Regions from separate parts of the Mus musculus genome. Here region 2 is linked to region 1. A link is a loop called in an ENCODE intact Hi-C map of the cell type or tissue named here. Cell type or tissue: heart. All regions are shown on one strand.

Evidence for each region. Hi-C counts contacts between places; a loop is a spot of excess contacts. Peaks named below come from ENCODE experiments on the same cell type or tissue, not always from the same donor. Only the 100,000 strongest peaks of a DNase experiment are listed, where the experiment ranks them.
Region 2: it touches region 1 in a loop (3-fold over the local background); 7 of 42 quality-filtered maps call a loop at or near these places.

What each region holds. Positions count from the first base shown.
Region 1 is chr7:28,968,377-28,976,376 of GRCm38, reverse strand. Eif3k (eukaryotic translation initiation factor 3, subunit K) reads left to right here. Exons shown (of 8, transcript NM_028659.3): 5 at 1,708-1,774; 6 at 2,151-2,228; 7 at 3,720-3,845; 8 at 4,939-5,005. The coding sequence ends at 4,970. Among named protein-coding and RNA genes, the nearest start is that of Eif3k, 9.5 kb to the left of the region's middle. In heart, CTCF peaks have their summits at 489 (motif pointing left), 3,172 (motif pointing right) and 3,504 (motif pointing left); DNase peaks (open chromatin) are centred at 3,686, 4,296, 4,396 and 6,246; H3K27ac peaks cover 774 bases.
Region 2 is chr7:28,898,728-28,906,727 of GRCm38, reverse strand. It overlaps Actn4 (actinin alpha 4), which reads left to right. Exons shown (of 21, transcript NM_021895.3): 10 at 1,273-1,503; 11 at 2,040-2,187; 12 at 4,701-4,851; 13 at 8,000. Among named protein-coding and RNA genes, the nearest start is that of Gm44700, 14 kb to the right of the region's middle. In heart, a CTCF peak has its summit at 6,552 (motif pointing right); DNase peaks (open chromatin) are centred at 3,627, 4,290 and 5,277; H3K27ac peaks cover 3,463 bases.

The DNA.
Region 1 (8,000 bases):
TTTTGAGTTCGAGGCCAGCCTGGTCTACAGAGTGAGTTCCAGGACAGCCAGGGCTACACAGAGAAACCCTGTCTCAAAAAACCACACACGCACACAAACCACACCAAAAAAATATGTATATATATGTGATCTTCCCCTGTTTAAAAACTATTTATTTATTTATTTTATGCATGTGAGTGCTCTATCTGCATGTACACCTGACTGCCAGAAAAGGGCATCAAATAACAGGTAGTTGAGAGCCACCTGTGGTTGCTGGGAATTGAACTCAGGACCTCTGAGTTAACCACTGAGCCATCTTTCCAGCCCAAAATCTTGCCTTCTAAAATAAATGTTTAGGGGGCTGGAAAGATGGCTCAGCGGTTAAGAGCACTGGCTGCTCTTCCAGAGGTCCTGAGTTCAATTCCCAACAATCACATGGTGGCTCACAACCATCTGTAATGGGATCTGATGCCCTCTTCTGGTGTGTGTGAAAAGAGCAATTATAATAATACATAATAATAATACATTAATAATTATTTTTAAAAAACAAATGTTTAGAAAAGAAGAGTTGGGGCCAACTTTGACTATATAACAAGACTATCCAAAACACAATGGCAAAAGAAAAAAAAAAAAAGAGACAGCCAGGGCTTGAAGAAATAATACAAAACAGAAAAGTCTGATATCCCAAAAGTTCATGTTCAGTGGGTCAGGCCAGGGACTGTGGGTCTCCGTTCTCAGTGCCCCCCTCCCCTGTTGACCTAGAAGCTGCTCTGCTTTGCTCACTGAGGGTTCTGTGGTACCCTCTGCTCAGCTTTCAGCACACACCATCTCCTGTTAGACCCACAGTAACCTTGGCCTTCAGGTGTCCAGTTTCCCGTGCAGACAAGGCCAAGGGCTTCCAGGATAGTTGCTCTCATAGGTTTTCTCCCAACTTAATGGCTTCCACCAAAGTGAAGCCCTTCTTTCTCCAACTCTTGTTCTTGTGTTTGTTTGTTTGGTTTTGGGTTGTTTTTTTTGTTGTTGTTGTTTTGTTTTTTGTTTTTTTTTTTTTGTTTTTGTTTTTTTGAGACAGGGTTTCTCAGTGTAGCCTTGGCTGTCCTGGAACTCACTCTGTAGACCAGGCTGGCCTCGAACTCAGAAATCTGCCTGCCTCTGCCTCCCAAGTGCTGGGATTAAAGGCGTACGCCACCATTGCCCAGCTCTCCCGCTCTTGTTTAAGGGAGTTTTGCTGAGAGTAAAAACCTGGAGGGGTGAAGGATGAGCTGCAAAGAGGAAACTTCCAGGCACAAAGCCGCACAAAGGGCCTGAGGTAGGCAGGTCTAGTGAGGAGACCCTTGTGGCTGAAGGAGATGGAGGCAATGGAAAGTGTACAGATGACCTGCCTGGGTGTGTGTGTACACATTTACCTTCTATGATTTGGTTGTTGGACTTCCCAGCCAGGCAGAGGCAGGTGGATTTTTTTAGTTCAAGGCCAACCTGGTTTTTCAGGGCCAGTTCCAGGACTGCTAGGGCTACACAGAGAAACCTTGTCTTAAACCAGAGACAGGGGCGGGCAGGTGGGCAGGCAGGCAGGCAGGCAGAGGCACGATCTCCTGTACCCGGATTGCTCACACCTGCTGACTCAGAACTTTTGATCCCTCCTGTCTCAGCCTCCACAACGTCAGCACTGACTGGTTAATGCTGAGTGATGGTGCTAGTGTTAATACTGGGGCATCCTTTCTTCCACAGCAAGCCCTGGATGAGAACATGGACCTTCTGGAAGGCATAACTGGCTTTGAAGACTCTGTCCGAAAATGTGAGTCCTGGGAGCCTGGGTTCCCGAGGGCTTAAGGCAGTGTAGCAGGGACTTGGGAGAAGGGGGATTAAAAATGAGGCAGACTGGGCCTTGTGCAATAGCCAATTTTATTTAGAGCATAAGTTTATATTCTGAAAGTTAAGCATGGTCATACGAGCACAGTTCCCAAAGTTCAAGCCATATACAGCCCCGAGGATAAAGCTGCGCTTGGAAGTGGTTTTTTAATAACAGAAGCAGCTGTGTGTAATCTGGAGCAAGCCCTTGCTGTTTACTACACCTGCGGGGGACACAGAAGAGCCCTCAGAATTCTCACACAGCTCCGTTCCTGGATTACGTGCCAGCGGCCTCTTGACTGTCTTTGTTTTGATTCTCACAGTTATCTGCCACGTGGTGGGCATCACGTACCAGCACATCGACCGCTGGCTGCTGGCCGAGATGCTCGGAGACCTGACTGGTGAGGCCTGGTGCTGTTTCTGTCAGTCTGAGAGGAAAAGGTGGTTGGGGCATGGGGCCTCAGGCAGCTCAGGGGAACCCACCGCACCTTTCCGAGGTTGTTACCTGCCCCAGAGTGTGGGTGAGGGTTTGGTATAGGATGTTGCCTTCTGTATCTCCATGAGTTCAAGGCCAACCAGGGCTATGTAGTGAGACACTGCCTCGAAAACACCCTGACCAGGTGTAGTGCTGTCCTCCTGGAATTCCAGTTATAGGAAGCTGGAGCAAGAAGATTGTCTGGAATTCCAGGCCAGCCTGGGCTATAGCATGAGCCTCTGCACCAACCAGTTAACAGATGCACATGTCAGACAGTGGTCCTGATGCTGACCTTGGCAGTGAATAGGAGAGCTCAGGCCCTTTTCATGGATGGAGCGAAGTGGAAGCATCAGCACCTTGTAGTTGGTGTTGCCAAGGGTAGCAGGGCTGCTTTGGAGGGATGGCATTCGGCCTCTAGAGGAGGCCAGTGTGGCCCTCCTGCAGCAGGGGCCTGCCTGTCATGTGTGCTGTGCCTGCGTGCCCTGGAAGCATACACATCTCTGGAGAACTTCCGTGGTCTGTCCTCTGGTGACAGGACATGGGACGGCTCTGAGAAGGCCCAGCCTTGATTACAATGAGGTTCTTAAAAGGTCCCTCCAAACCAAAACCCTCAGCACTTGAGTTTGCAAAAAGTGGCGCTGGGCCGGAGAGAGGTTCGGCAGCTGTGAGCATCTATCTCCTGCTTGATGCGGAAGAAGGTTTGCGGGGTCCAGCACCCATTGTGGGCGGTCACAGGCACCAAGAAATTCCATGCAGTTTCTCACCCTGGGAGCACCTGCGTACATTCACATTTGCGCACACAAATGAGTACACCATTGCTCTCCTCAGATACACCAGAAGAGGGCATCAGATCTCATGGTTGTGAGCCACCACGTGGTTGCTGGGAATTGAACTCAGAACCTCTGGAAGAGCAGTCAGTGCTCTTATTCGCTGATCTCCCCAGCCCTAAATAAATGTTTTGTCTTGTTTTTATTTTTAAAATAAATAAATAGTATTGTTAAGAAACTAAGGGAACCTGTGCCTGGAGGCACAAATTCTATAGTCCTGGTACTTGGAAGAGAGTCGGGAGTATTAGGAGTTTACGTCATGATGAGTCCAAGCCAGCCAGGGCTGCATGAAATCCTGTCTCAAAAAAAAAAAAAAACCAAAGCCAAAACCAAAAACCTACAGAAAAACCCCTATGTGACTAGGAGAAAGAGGCTAGTGCGCCCCCTGGTGGCCAAGTGGAGACTGAGCCCCAGATTGCTGGCTTTGCCCTAGAGGATCTCTTCTTCCGAGTCCTGCTGCTGTCCAGGCAGGAGTTGGCCTAGAGCAGTTAGCAAAGGGGGCTTGGCCTGCTCAGCCCCGATTCCTCTGCCTCCAAAGCCCCTAGTGTTAGGGTTCAGGCCACCAACACCTCCGCCCATGTCACCTGCAGACAACCAGCTGAAGGTGTGGATGAGCAAGTACGGCTGGAGCGCTGACGAGTCAGGGCAGGTCTTCATCTGCAGCCAGGAAGAGAGCATTAAGCCCAAGAACATCGTGGAGAAGATTGACTTTGACAGTAAGTGGCCTGGGGCCGCAGACTGTAGGGAAGACAGTGTCCTGGTGGGAGAGCAGTGCTGGGTGTGCAAAGCACGAGGCAGAGCCTGTATTCCTGGACTGGGAACTGTCTGCCAGATTCCAGGTTGCTGGCCCAGGGAGAGACTGTGAGGGATGCTGAGTAGTCTCCCCTGCTGGATGTGAGCCGTCCATGTTCTCTCTCTCTCTCCCCCCCTCCCTCCCACCCCCCGCCCTGGCATTCCTCTAGACCAGACTGGCCTCAAACTCTACCTACCTCTCCCTCCCGAGTGCTGGAATTAAAGACTTGTCCACTCAGGGCTGTGGCTCTCGATGAGTCATTTGGTCCCACCATAAGGTAGTTGCTCTTGTTCTAACTTGGAAACTATTAGAACTGGCACAGTGCCTGCCTCCTCGTGTAGAGAGAGCCAGGCGCAGAGTGAAAGGCAGTGACAGCCGTTCCTGTCACATTTTGAATAAACAGTCTTATCCCAAAAGAGGAAAAAGTAGGTGTGGTGTCTTTGATCTCAGCACTCTGGAGGCTCAAGGCCAGCCTAGCCTACCTAAAGTGACACAGGCATTTAGCTAGGTGCCCTGCTTCATCCTTCTCTCAGAGGAAGTGACCTGAAGTGGGGAAGGACAGGGACACGCCTCCTGCTAGGGCTCCTCCCCCTTCTCCCAACTTTGGCTCTGTTGAGGGCCACCAGCTGGTCAGTGGCCAAGCTGAGCATCAGTGAGCTGTGTCACTTCCCACTGGGTGCTCTGACCTCTACAGAAAGTGTCCACCATGCTTGGGTCTCAGAAGTCCACACAGTTCTATCTGCAGTGGAGAGCTGCCGGCCCGGCCAGTGTCCCTCACATGGACCTAGGCCAGGGCTAAACACATGCAGTACTTAGTGCCAGACTGGTCAAGCTCTTCTTTTAACTCTAATCCTGTACAATAGATGGCTATGCTATCACCATATCCAAGACCACTAAACAGGACAGCACCAGACTACCTTTGTGGTGACTGTGACCTGGCCCTGAAGGACAGCGGCTCCCTGGGAGGTGGCTCTTCCTCTCTTCACAAATTCACCCTGTTTCTTCCTCCTCAACAGGTGTGTCCAGCATCATGGCCTCCTCCCAGTAAGCCAGTGTGCGTTAATAAAGATTTGTTCACTCCGCCCTATTGTCTCTTGCCTGTACCCTCAGAGAGCCAACTTGTGGCCCAAGCTGGGGCCCTTCCCTCTTCTCGGGCGTCCCCCATGCCACTTCCTCCTTTGTCCCACCCTGCTGCCTTTCCCTGCCCCTCCTTTTCTGACCTGTGAGTCAGTGCAGGATGGGGTAGGCTGAGGCCAGTGAATGGCCTTGGGAGGTGCCGCCCTGGGGCCCTGGGCTCCTCAGAGAGGAGAGCAGAGCATGTTCTTGTCTTTGACAAGTCACCTGCTTCTGGGAAGGAGAGCTTAGTGCTTCCTCGGCTGGCAGGGGTGACAGCCTGCACTTGGGAGGTGCAGGTAGGAAGATCGGGGATCAGAAGCCACCCTCAGCACCAGGCTCTGTCTTTAAAAGGGGGGGCTGAGCGGGCCTGGTGGCGCATGCCTTTAATCCCAGCACTCAGGAGGCAGAAGCAAGCGGATTTCTGGTCTACAAAGTGAGTTCCAGGACAGCCAGGGCTATACAGAGAAACCATGTCTCGAAAAAAAAGAGGGGGGGGTGGTTTGAGGGGGTCAGTCCATAAGCTTTCTGCTGCTCTAATAAAAAGATGTGGTGACACACTTGTAACCCCTTCCACTGGGGAGTCTGAGACAGGAGCTTCCCCGAGGTTAGCTGGCCAGCCTCTTTAACCACGCTGCTGAGCTCGGAGGCCAGCAGGGAACCCTGATTTAATTGGTGCTAAAGCTATATTCAGTGTGGTTCGGTTCTGAGCATCACAACACACATGTAACCGCAATCTTTGGGAGGTTGAGCCCCACGTGTACATATGTACACACACCACACTGGACGACTTGAAGTGCTTTGCTCTGTTCCTCTAACAGCCCTTAGCTGCTGCTTTTCAGTAATCCAAAACTCCTTGATTCACCAGAGAAACACAGATGAGGAAGCGGGAAGCATTCATCTTGGGCTCTGATGATCTGTCGCCCAGGTTGTTGGCTGGCCTTTCTGGAGGTTATAGTTGGAAAGGTTACCAGACTGTCTGCCTTGTCAGCTGTCCTCCCAGCCACCCAGTTCATGTCACACCCAAGATATTCCAGGTATTCTGGCCAAGAAACCTTGAACAGGTGATTTCAGTGTGCACAGGGTCAGGGGTGAGGTCAGTGGAGATAAGTGACCCAGTAAATGTGCAGCCACTCCCATCTCCCTTGGGGCCTGTTCTGTCATGCCAGGGAATGGACTGCTGGCATGTTCATCCCTCCCTGAAGTCAGCACTCACCCGTCATTCCTCCTGAGGATCCTGGCCCAGGGAACCAGGGTGGGGCACACACCCTTTGCTCCGGCCTTTAGACCTACCCTACCGGAGCCAGCACCCGGAACTAGACCTCATCTTAACCCTGGGGACAGCAAATAAATGACTGTTCCCGAAAGCTCTGAGGTGCTAGAGGAGGGAGGGCTGGTATGCTGCCCCACCCTCAGCCATCTTGTGTAGAAATCAAGGAGCCATCTCTGGGTGGGACCACAACTAGGCATCCGCAGCAGGTGCTTCTGTGTAGGATGCAACTTGAACAACTGGCCACGGCTGCTGCTCGGGAGGAGAAATGACCTCCTGCCCTTGGGCAGCCGGATCATCTCACTTTCAATCTGGCTCTGACTAAAGACTACTGACGTGTGGGCGGGCGTTGTTTAATGGCTGGAACCTCTGTGTGTGTGTGTGTGTGTGTGTGTGTGTGTGTGTGAGAGTGTGTGATATAAAACTCCAGAGTCTAACTTGGTGAGTGTCTCCTGGAGCTGCCACAGTCACCTGTGACAGTCCACTGTCCACCCCCAACTTGGGAGACAATCCTCTGTCCTTTCAGGAGACTCCTCTTACAGTGTTAACAAAGGACACAGGAGCCAGCCATAGTTTCCTGGCATTCTGGAGGCTGAGGCAGGAGGACTGCTTGGAATTCAAGATCAGCCTGGAATACAAAGGGAGACCCTGTGTGGTGGAACACTAACAGGCATAACAGCTAGTCTTTTAAGTCTAGAGTAGTGTGCTGGATGGCATGGCGGCACACTCCTTTAATCTCAGCACTGTGGAGGGAGAGCCATGTGTGTTCCAGGCCAGCCAAACTACATGGTAAGACCCTGTCTCAAAAGGTTAGGGTTGGAGAGATGGCTTCATGACTAAGAGCACTTGCTGTGCTTATAGATAACCTGGGTCCGGTTCCTAGAACCCACATGTTAGCTCACAATTCTCTGTAACTATGGTTCCAGGACACTCTGCTCCCTTCTGTTCTCTGAGGGGACCAGGCATACATATGGTGCTTGTATGTATATGTGCACAGACACAGACACACACTCCCGTATGTACACACGTTCTTAACAAAGAACCAGCAGTTGTGGTTACTTACAGGAGACCCTCAGAGTCAGACTACCCTTAACAGTCCCCTCATGGAAGTGAGAGGTGTATGAGCCCCTTCGTCCCCAAGTATATAGAAGGTCCTATCACTCCCATGACCAAGGGTGTTGGTCATGGAAGTGCTCAAGGGACCATTTCATGCAAACCTCACTATCCAAGCAGCTGCCTCTACTTCTGAGCTATTGGGCTGGAAATCCCAGTGCCCACCAGTAAATGGGCAGGGAGGGTGATGGCCACTTGATTCCATCACAAGAGTCCTGAGCTAAGCTGGGCATGCAACACACCCATGGAATCCTAGCTATTGAGAGATGGGTGATCAGGAGTTCAAGGCTATCCTCAGAGAAGTAGGGCGTTTGAGGCCAGAATGGCTTACTTGAGATCGCCTGCAAAAAAGCCATTTCCCTGGGGTCCTTCTGGTTTCAGTAAAGATCCCACATGTCTCTGTCGCTCAGAACCCAATTCTAGGGAGTCACCCTGATTGTCCCAACAAAGTTAAATTCATGATACTCTTTTTTTTTTTTTTTTTTTTTTTTTTTTGAGACAGGGTTTCTCTGTGTAGCTCTGGCTGTCCTGGAACTCACTTTGTAGACCAGGCTGGCCTCGAACTCAGAAATACGCCTGCCT
Region 2 (8,000 bases), 70 kb after region 1:
GGGAGAGAGGCAACACACAAGGAGTCAGGAGTAGATGGAATCTCATGTAGCTCAGGCTTGCTTTAAACTTCTGATCCTCCTGACTCCCAAGTACTGGAATAACAAACACTATTTTGCTGTCGAAGTAGATGTAGCATAGTAGTAAGGCCTAGACAATATGAGATACAGAATGCCTGGCAGGCGTCATGCCAGCCAGCTCTTGAGTCCAGAGCTTGGGTTCATACTGGGATGTTGAGATTCAGCTTCCTGTGTTTTTGGAACCATGAAGCCTGGGCCTGAGGACTTGAAGGTTACTGGAATCAGGTGTGGATGTGAAGTGTGGGGCCTCCTGAATGTTGGGCAGGCACTCCCCCCTGAGCCATGTCTTTAGCCCCACCACCCGAGCTACATGATTTCATGGACTGGGGAGACTTGAGAGTTGTTTGGCTGCCAACCCAAGGTGGCACCTTCTGGCCAGCTGAGGACTTTATGGATTGTATACTGGCAGAGCTGGCACTGAGCCGTAGTGGTTGCTGGAGCTTTTGCCTTGCATGCACAAGGCCCTGGCTTCCGTGGGACTGATAGAACTAAAGGCAGCACTGAGCTGTACCTGCAATTCCCAGCCATAAGACAGTGTGGAAGTCACAGTGTACACTCGGCCTGCTGCCTCTGTTTCTGGTTTTGTCTTTGATGTTAAGAAGCCATTTCTGTGTCTTTACTGGTTTGGAATGCCTAAACTGTTGGCCTGTTAGTGTTCTTCCCTACCTTGTTAAAGATCAGAGTAGGTTGTAAGAATACTTGTCTTTTTTTCTTCCAGTTTTCCATTTTGGGGTGCCAGGCCTTGTGTATGCACTGGCCATCCAAGTGAGGCAAACATAGGTAGGCCTTTACCATTGTGTCAGGTACGGTCAAGGCCTGAGCAAGAGTCTCAAGGCCTGTGAGTTCAGGAGTCACAGTCCCCTGACAGTATGGAAAGGGAACCAGTATGTCTTCTGGGAAGGGACAATGGACTTGGACCACCCTCTTCAGTCTGGGCAAAGAAGACTTTGAGCAGAGGCATAAGCAGAAAGTAGGGGATAGCACAGTGCTTCCAGGAGTGGCCCACGTTCACAGACCTCTGCTGTGGGGCCCCCACGGAAATCATGGGAAATTTGGGTTTGGGAGCAAGGCAGCCCTGAGATCAGGGCTTTTGTAACTCTACATCCCACTTCCCGTAAGCTGAAGAGGCAGTCTTTCCTGGCAGCGCCCTGAGCACCTCCACAGTAGCTAACGTGGCTTCCTACGGGCCCACAGCTTCTAGAGTGGATTCGGCGCACCATCCCCTGGCTGGAGGACCGGGTGCCTCAGAAGACCATCCAGGAAATGCAGCAGAAGCTGGAGGACTTCCGAGACTATAGGCGTGTGCACAAGCCGCCCAAGGTGCAGGAGAAGTGTCAGCTGGAGATCAACTTCAACACACTGCAGACCAAGCTGCGGCTCAGCAACCGGCCTGCCTTCATGCCCTCCGAGGGCAGGATGGTCTCCGTGAGTTGACTGCCACCCACAGTTTGGGACCCACAGTAGGGCATAAAGCTTGGCTGCCATCGTTGTAAATCAGCCTTTGGGGCAGGGATGGTGATGAGTGCTTCACATTTCCTGACTATTTCTTCTGAGGTTTTACACTCAAAATTCTCTGCACCACTACCCAGCCATACCACAGTTTGTGTGGACCATTTGAATAGTACTCCAGGCTAACAAGACACCTTTCAAGGTCTACTCAGCAGCGTCCATCCATTGATTTGCCCACCTGCCCACTCACACTGAGATTCATTCAGTTAGCCCAAAACTATCAATGCAAAGGATCCGAGTTGAGTCCCCAGGATCCATGTCAGGCAGCTCACAACCACCTGTAACTCCTGTCCCGGGGGGATTAAGAGCCATTTTCTGGCCCCTGTAGATACCCACACACATCTCTCTCACACACACACACACACACGTCACACACACACACATCACACACACACAGAGGCAGGCTTCTTCACCAGCATCCTGTGAGACCTCTGCTCTCTCCTACCCCACAGGACATCAACAATGGATGGCAGCACCTGGAGCAGGCTGAGAAGGGCTATGAAGAATGGCTGCTGAATGAAATCCGTAGGCTGGAACGGCTTGACCACCTGGCAGAGAAGTTCCGGCAGAAGGCTTCCATCCACGAGGCCTGGACTGATGGTACGCTTCCCATGCTGCCTTGCTCTCTGTCCACTCTGAGTATGCCAGCACATGCAGTCCCTCTCGCCTCTGCTCTGACCTAAGATGGCTTATGGGTGAGCCCCTCCTGGATTACCCAGGAACAGTACAGCAAGGCTCTTCCCTGTGCCTTCACACTTGCTATGTGCCTTCCAGGAATGGTTTCCAATCCCAAGTTCAGCCTACCACGCTGCCTGTGACTGGGCTTCACAGCACCTTGGCCAGGTTGCATTAGTCTGTCTTCAGTCAGCACCCTGTCCCCAAGCCTGCTTCTCAGCAGCACTGCCTGTCTGACCCAGGATGGAGAATCCCATAACATCCTTGGCCTTTGGTTGAGTCCCATTCCATCGCTGAGATTCCAGATTCCTGGGAGACTTAAAGCCCTCAGAAAATGCCCATGAAAAACAAAGTCATGACGTGACACGCCCACAGACAAGCTGCCACTCAGTGGAGGCCCTGGGCTCAGTCTCACTGCTAAGACATAAATAGCCCTCCAAAAGACGCCTCCTCTTTAGCACTACCAGTTCTCCACCACTGCTACCCCGTGCACGGTTCCACAGGGAGCCTCCTTAGCTCCTTAACCATGTGGGCATATCGCCCCAACCGCAGCCAGATGCTGAGCACCACTACACTCCTGCTCTCACTCACATTACCTCAGCCCGGCTGTTGTCCAGAGCAGGCCAAGGAGAGAAGACAGGAGACAGGCGGTAAGCTGACCAGGCTAGGCACTACCTCCTGCCTCAGAAATGGCGCCCTTCAAGGGCAGCCTGGGCTGTACAGAGGGTTCCAGAGTAGTCTAGATTACAGTACAGTGTGAGGTACTACTGTATTGAAAATCCAAGCTTGGCCCTATGCACAGTAGTTTCCCAAGTGGGTAAGTCTTGCCCTGAGAGAACTCAGGCATATAGGCTTGCACTTCTCCTGTGAGGGCCTTAAAGTATGTAAGGAATGCCATAACTCCTATGCCCCATATGCAGCTAAGGTGTTTTCTGCTGTGTCTTGCCAGCTCATTTTCTAGATTATGCTGTGGTTCTCACAAAATGAGCTGGAGGTCTGGCAGCTGGTTTCATGGGGCTGTGGGTGTGGTAACCCCTCAGAGCTCCTTCTCTGGGAATGCCTGGGGCTAGGCTTGCACTGTAAATGAGGCCCACCTGCAACTAGACCCAGTATTGGTTGACACCTTCACACACCTGTCCCTCCCAGCGGTTGGCAGACCTTCTGAGCCCCCACCTGTATTCTAAATCATTGTGGGACCCCTGCCCCGGGGAGAGATAGCAGAATTGGTGGGGCCTGCCCATGTGGATGGTTTCCAGAGGGACTTAAGTGCCTGGGAATAAACCCAGACACCACTGAGCCCCACATACATCCAAGGCTGCCCTGTAGACACACTTGCCAGTTCCCTGCTGAAACAGCTGAGGCTGAAATCTGCTCAGCTGCTATTTCTGGTTCCCACCCTTGGGAGAAAGCAGTTTGGAGAAGGGAATTGCAAGCTTGCCTTGTGGTTAAGCCCTCCAGCCTGGGGCGGGGGTGGTAGGCCTATGGAGTCTGTTTTCCAAGTCCACCTCTCGCCTCCTGGTGCCAGCCCTGGCCTGAGGGTGGCTGGCAGTTGCTAGGCAGATGAGGCTGGGAGTGGCTGAGTGGGGGTGGCAGCAACTCTTTCCATTCTTAACCATCATCTTGCTAAAATTCAGGATGGGCAAGGCCGCATAGATGTTGTTGCTGGCACTGTTTTACAAAGGGGAGATTGGCCAAGGGGTGCCAACTGTTTGCCCCAGGTGTTCTGGGGGCTGATCTGAGGGTAAGCCCAGAGGCCATTGGAAACAGGGCTCCTTGAGGGAAAAAGTGGAGGCCTGACTGCCATCCTGGCTGGCATTTCCCTCAGTAAGTAGCCTGTCGTCCCTTAACTTACTAGTAGGCTGCTTGGGCTTTTGCTCTGGGCATGTAATTAGCCCGGCTCCAGGACTAATAACAGTGTTTCTCCCTTCCTTCAAAGGGTTTGGACAGCCCCACCCACTGTGCCAAGAAAGCGGGTGGGGCGACAAGACTGGGTTAGGACCACCACCCAGGAGAACTGGCTCTAAAAAGCTGGCGCAGGCACAGCTCCTGGGCCCAGACTCCAGGCTTGTCCCTTTCCTGATCCCCATAGGCCTGGCTAAAAGCCCAAGGCTTCTCTCAGTCACCATGTCCACAAATGGGTGTCTGTAACTTTTCGGCCTTGGTATCAACCCTTCTATCCTGGTTCTCTTACCAGTAAGAGATACTATTTAGAGCATAGTAGTTACACTGTGATATCTGTCTCAGGCCCGTAAACACCAAGTATCAGTAAGTCTGTACAGAACTGCACAAAACATAAATGGGCTTGGAGTTTCCCCAAGGGCAAGGAGGAAGGTTCCAGTACTAGGCTCCATCCTCTGCGGTAACAAATGTCCATTCTGCTGCACCTCGGCCTGTCAGACAGCTCTTTGACTGTTACGGTGCCTCTGCCACACCTGTAGGGAAGGAGGCCATGCTGAAGCAACGGGACTACGAGACAGCCACCCTGTCAGACATCAAAGCTCTGATCCGAAAACATGAGGCCTTTGAAAGTGACCTGGCTGCACACCAGGACCGAGTGGAGCAGATTGCTGCAATTGCTCAGGAGCTCAAGTACGTGTGCCCCTATGGCATCATCAGCGGCGAGCTTGGTTCTGTCCCCAGCTCTCAACCCTGGCTCCTCCTAAACACCGGGAGAGCCTTACAGAATGAAGGCTTCTGCCCATGCTGTCCCAGCACCAACAGGCAGAAGGGACCTAGGTTCTCCAGCACAGGCATGACCTCAGATTCTAAGGGTGCCTGTCTCCCCAGCCTGCCACCCTGTGTGGGGAGTGCTGTACAGTGAGCCTGTTGTTCTGCCTGCTCCTGTCCCTCCTGCTCAGAATACAGTCACTGTAAGGGTTTCCAGGCAGCCAGTGTCCCTCTCTTCCCCTGCCCAGTCACATAAATTTGTGCACACAGTTAGTACACTGCACCTCAAGAGCCAATGAATGGGGCCCTTATTACAGTGGCCAGCAACAAGGCGGGGCCAGGGAATGGGAGGCCTGGTCCATTACATCATGGAAAATCCACAGGCCCTGAAGGGAGCTCCCAAAATAAGATCCTTGGCTGGAGCTGCTCTTTCCGCAGACACCCCCACCCACTATTCACCCCAAACTTGAGCAATTCTGCAAGGCCTTCCCACCCTTGCCAGTGGGACCACAGAAACAGGGCTAGTTTCTTCCTGCTTCCCACTACAGTTGGCCACAGTTTGCACATTTGCATACCAGAGGTTTTTGTGACCAATAACTTTGGTACCTTGGGGTTACCCTCCAGAGACCTGCTCGTCCAAACCAAGGAAAGAAATGCAAGTAGCACTTACATATGAGTGACAGGTGAGATGCCCCTGAAATAAAGACTTGGAGAGCTGGGCTAGGCTACTCTTCAGATACTAGGTCCCAGCCTCATGAGGCCTGTTCCCCTGAGGCAAGGTCAGGCAGCCCCAGAAACAAAATTCTAGACATGGCCCCAGAGGAAGGAAAGGAGGCTACCTGGGTGCCATCCCATTGTTGGGTATACAGCAGTATCACAGAACTCTCTGGAGTCCATGCCTAACCAACAAGAATGTTACATTTATCGGCCCAGCATTTCTCAAGTCAGCCAAGCAAGTGCCAGGGTGCAGTGTGTGCATGCTTCAGAGGGAGACAGAGTGCATGTACCTGCGTCTCCTCTGTCATTGTCTGTGCCTGTCACAAAGCTTAACTTATACACCAGCCACATCAGAGATTAGCAGCAGCAATAAAATAGTACAGCTAGATGTTTTGTTTTGTTTTTTTCCAAAGACAGGGTTTTTCTGTGTAGACCAGGCTAGCCTCAGACTTGATCCTCTACCCCTCAGTACTGGGATCAAAGACATGGGTCACCACATCTAGCTTTAGAATAATTTTGTAATAAGATTGTAGCTGGTCTTTGCTACGTTGTGGGTTCTTCTTTCTCCCCCATAACTAGCTAGGAAAGAAAGGATAGAGGAGAGAGATTCCTGAATCTAATTTCTTTCCTCCTTTCTTTTTTGAGCACTACGATTAACAAACTGCAACCACCAACCCTGCTTATGGGTCTTTAGCATTTATATACCCCCTGAAAAGTTCCCAAAATCATAAATGTCATACAATCTGCGGCTGGCAAAACCATGCCTCTGCTAGAGCATGAAGCGAATCATAGCTGCTGTGGACAGTCAGAAGCAGGCCCATAGCCCACACCTGAGATTAAAATGCTAAAATGAAAACTTGCTTGTTTGTTTATTTTGGTGTGCAATGTTCTGCCTGCACAGCCAGAAGAGGGTGCCAGATCTCATTACAGATGGTTATGAGCTACCGTGTAGTTGCTGTACATTTAGCTCAGGACCTCTGGAAGAGCTGCCAGTGCTCTCAACCTCTGAGCCGTCTCCAGCCTGAAAGCACATTTTTATGATATTATGTTTTTTAAGAAACCAAAATTGTCACTACAGACAGAGCATTTATAAATAGAACCTTTCAAGCCAGCAACCCTAACATGCCAGTACTTTCAGGCTTCAGTAACCAAGAGTGTAAAAAGCCAGCCTTTGCCATTAGTGATTTGGTTCTTTGTCTTTTTGTCTGTTTGGTTGGTTGGGTTTGGTTGTTGTTGTTGTTGTTGTTGTTGTTTTGAGGCAGGATCTTTCTAGTTCATAAAGACCTGATTTTATAGCTGACTGGCCTTAAACTCATTCCTGTTTTAGCATCCTTGGTGCTGGGATTACAGTTATGAACCACTGCAAGCTGTCTCTGCTAGATGTTGTTAAAATCAAAAGAGCAGCCGAGAGCCAGGAAAATGGGTCAGTGGGTCAAGACATTTCCCTCCAAGCCTGGAGATCTGAGTTGATCCTGTTATCCACACGGTGGGAAAGAGCTCTCACCACAAATTTTCTTCTGACCTACACACACAGACACTAAAGTAAATAAATGTAGAATTTTAGAAAAGAACGCACTATCCCAGGGACTAAAGTTCAGGTCTCAGGACCCACATCTGCCAGCTCATTGCCTGGGACCCCAGTTCCAATAGGTCCCCTTCCGACCTCCATGAGTACACGGGGTCAGGTGGCTCAGTAAGTGAAGTATTTGTTGTGCAAGCATGAGGATGCATTTGTATCCCTAGAGCAAATGTAGAAATCTGCATGGTGGCACATTGCCTGTACTCTCAGCCTAGGTGAGGCCGGGACAAGAGGATCCCATGATGTCCAAGGTCAGGGAGAGACCTTGTCACAATAAGGTGGAGAGGGTAGGCACCACACAAGCCTGACAACCTGAGTTCATTCTCCTGCGCCCACAAAAAGCTGGATCCCCTGTAACCCTGACCCCTCTAACTCCCCAGGAGCTCTTAGGCCATGTGCCCTGAAATATGAAGCCCAGAAACCATAACACTGAAAGTTGTCCTCTCCTCTCCACAACACACTAGTCATAATAAAGTAACTATGAGGTGGGGGGTGGGGGTGCACACCTTCAGTCCCAGTCCTCAGAGTGTGAGGGAAGGAGGACTCTTGAGTTCCAGGCCAGCCAGGGTTTTCCAGTGAGGCTCCGTCTAAATGGAAAGGGGAGGTAGCATCACTGAGGCAGACGCTGACATCGGTCTCCACCCTCCCTGAGTGTGCTTAGCCAACACAGTAGCATGCCTGCTCCAGTCTGTCACCTCTACCCCAGGGCCTGAGCTCCCTGGGGTGGAGTCTGTGCCTACCACCTGCTGGGTCTCATCTCTGTCTACTCCACAGC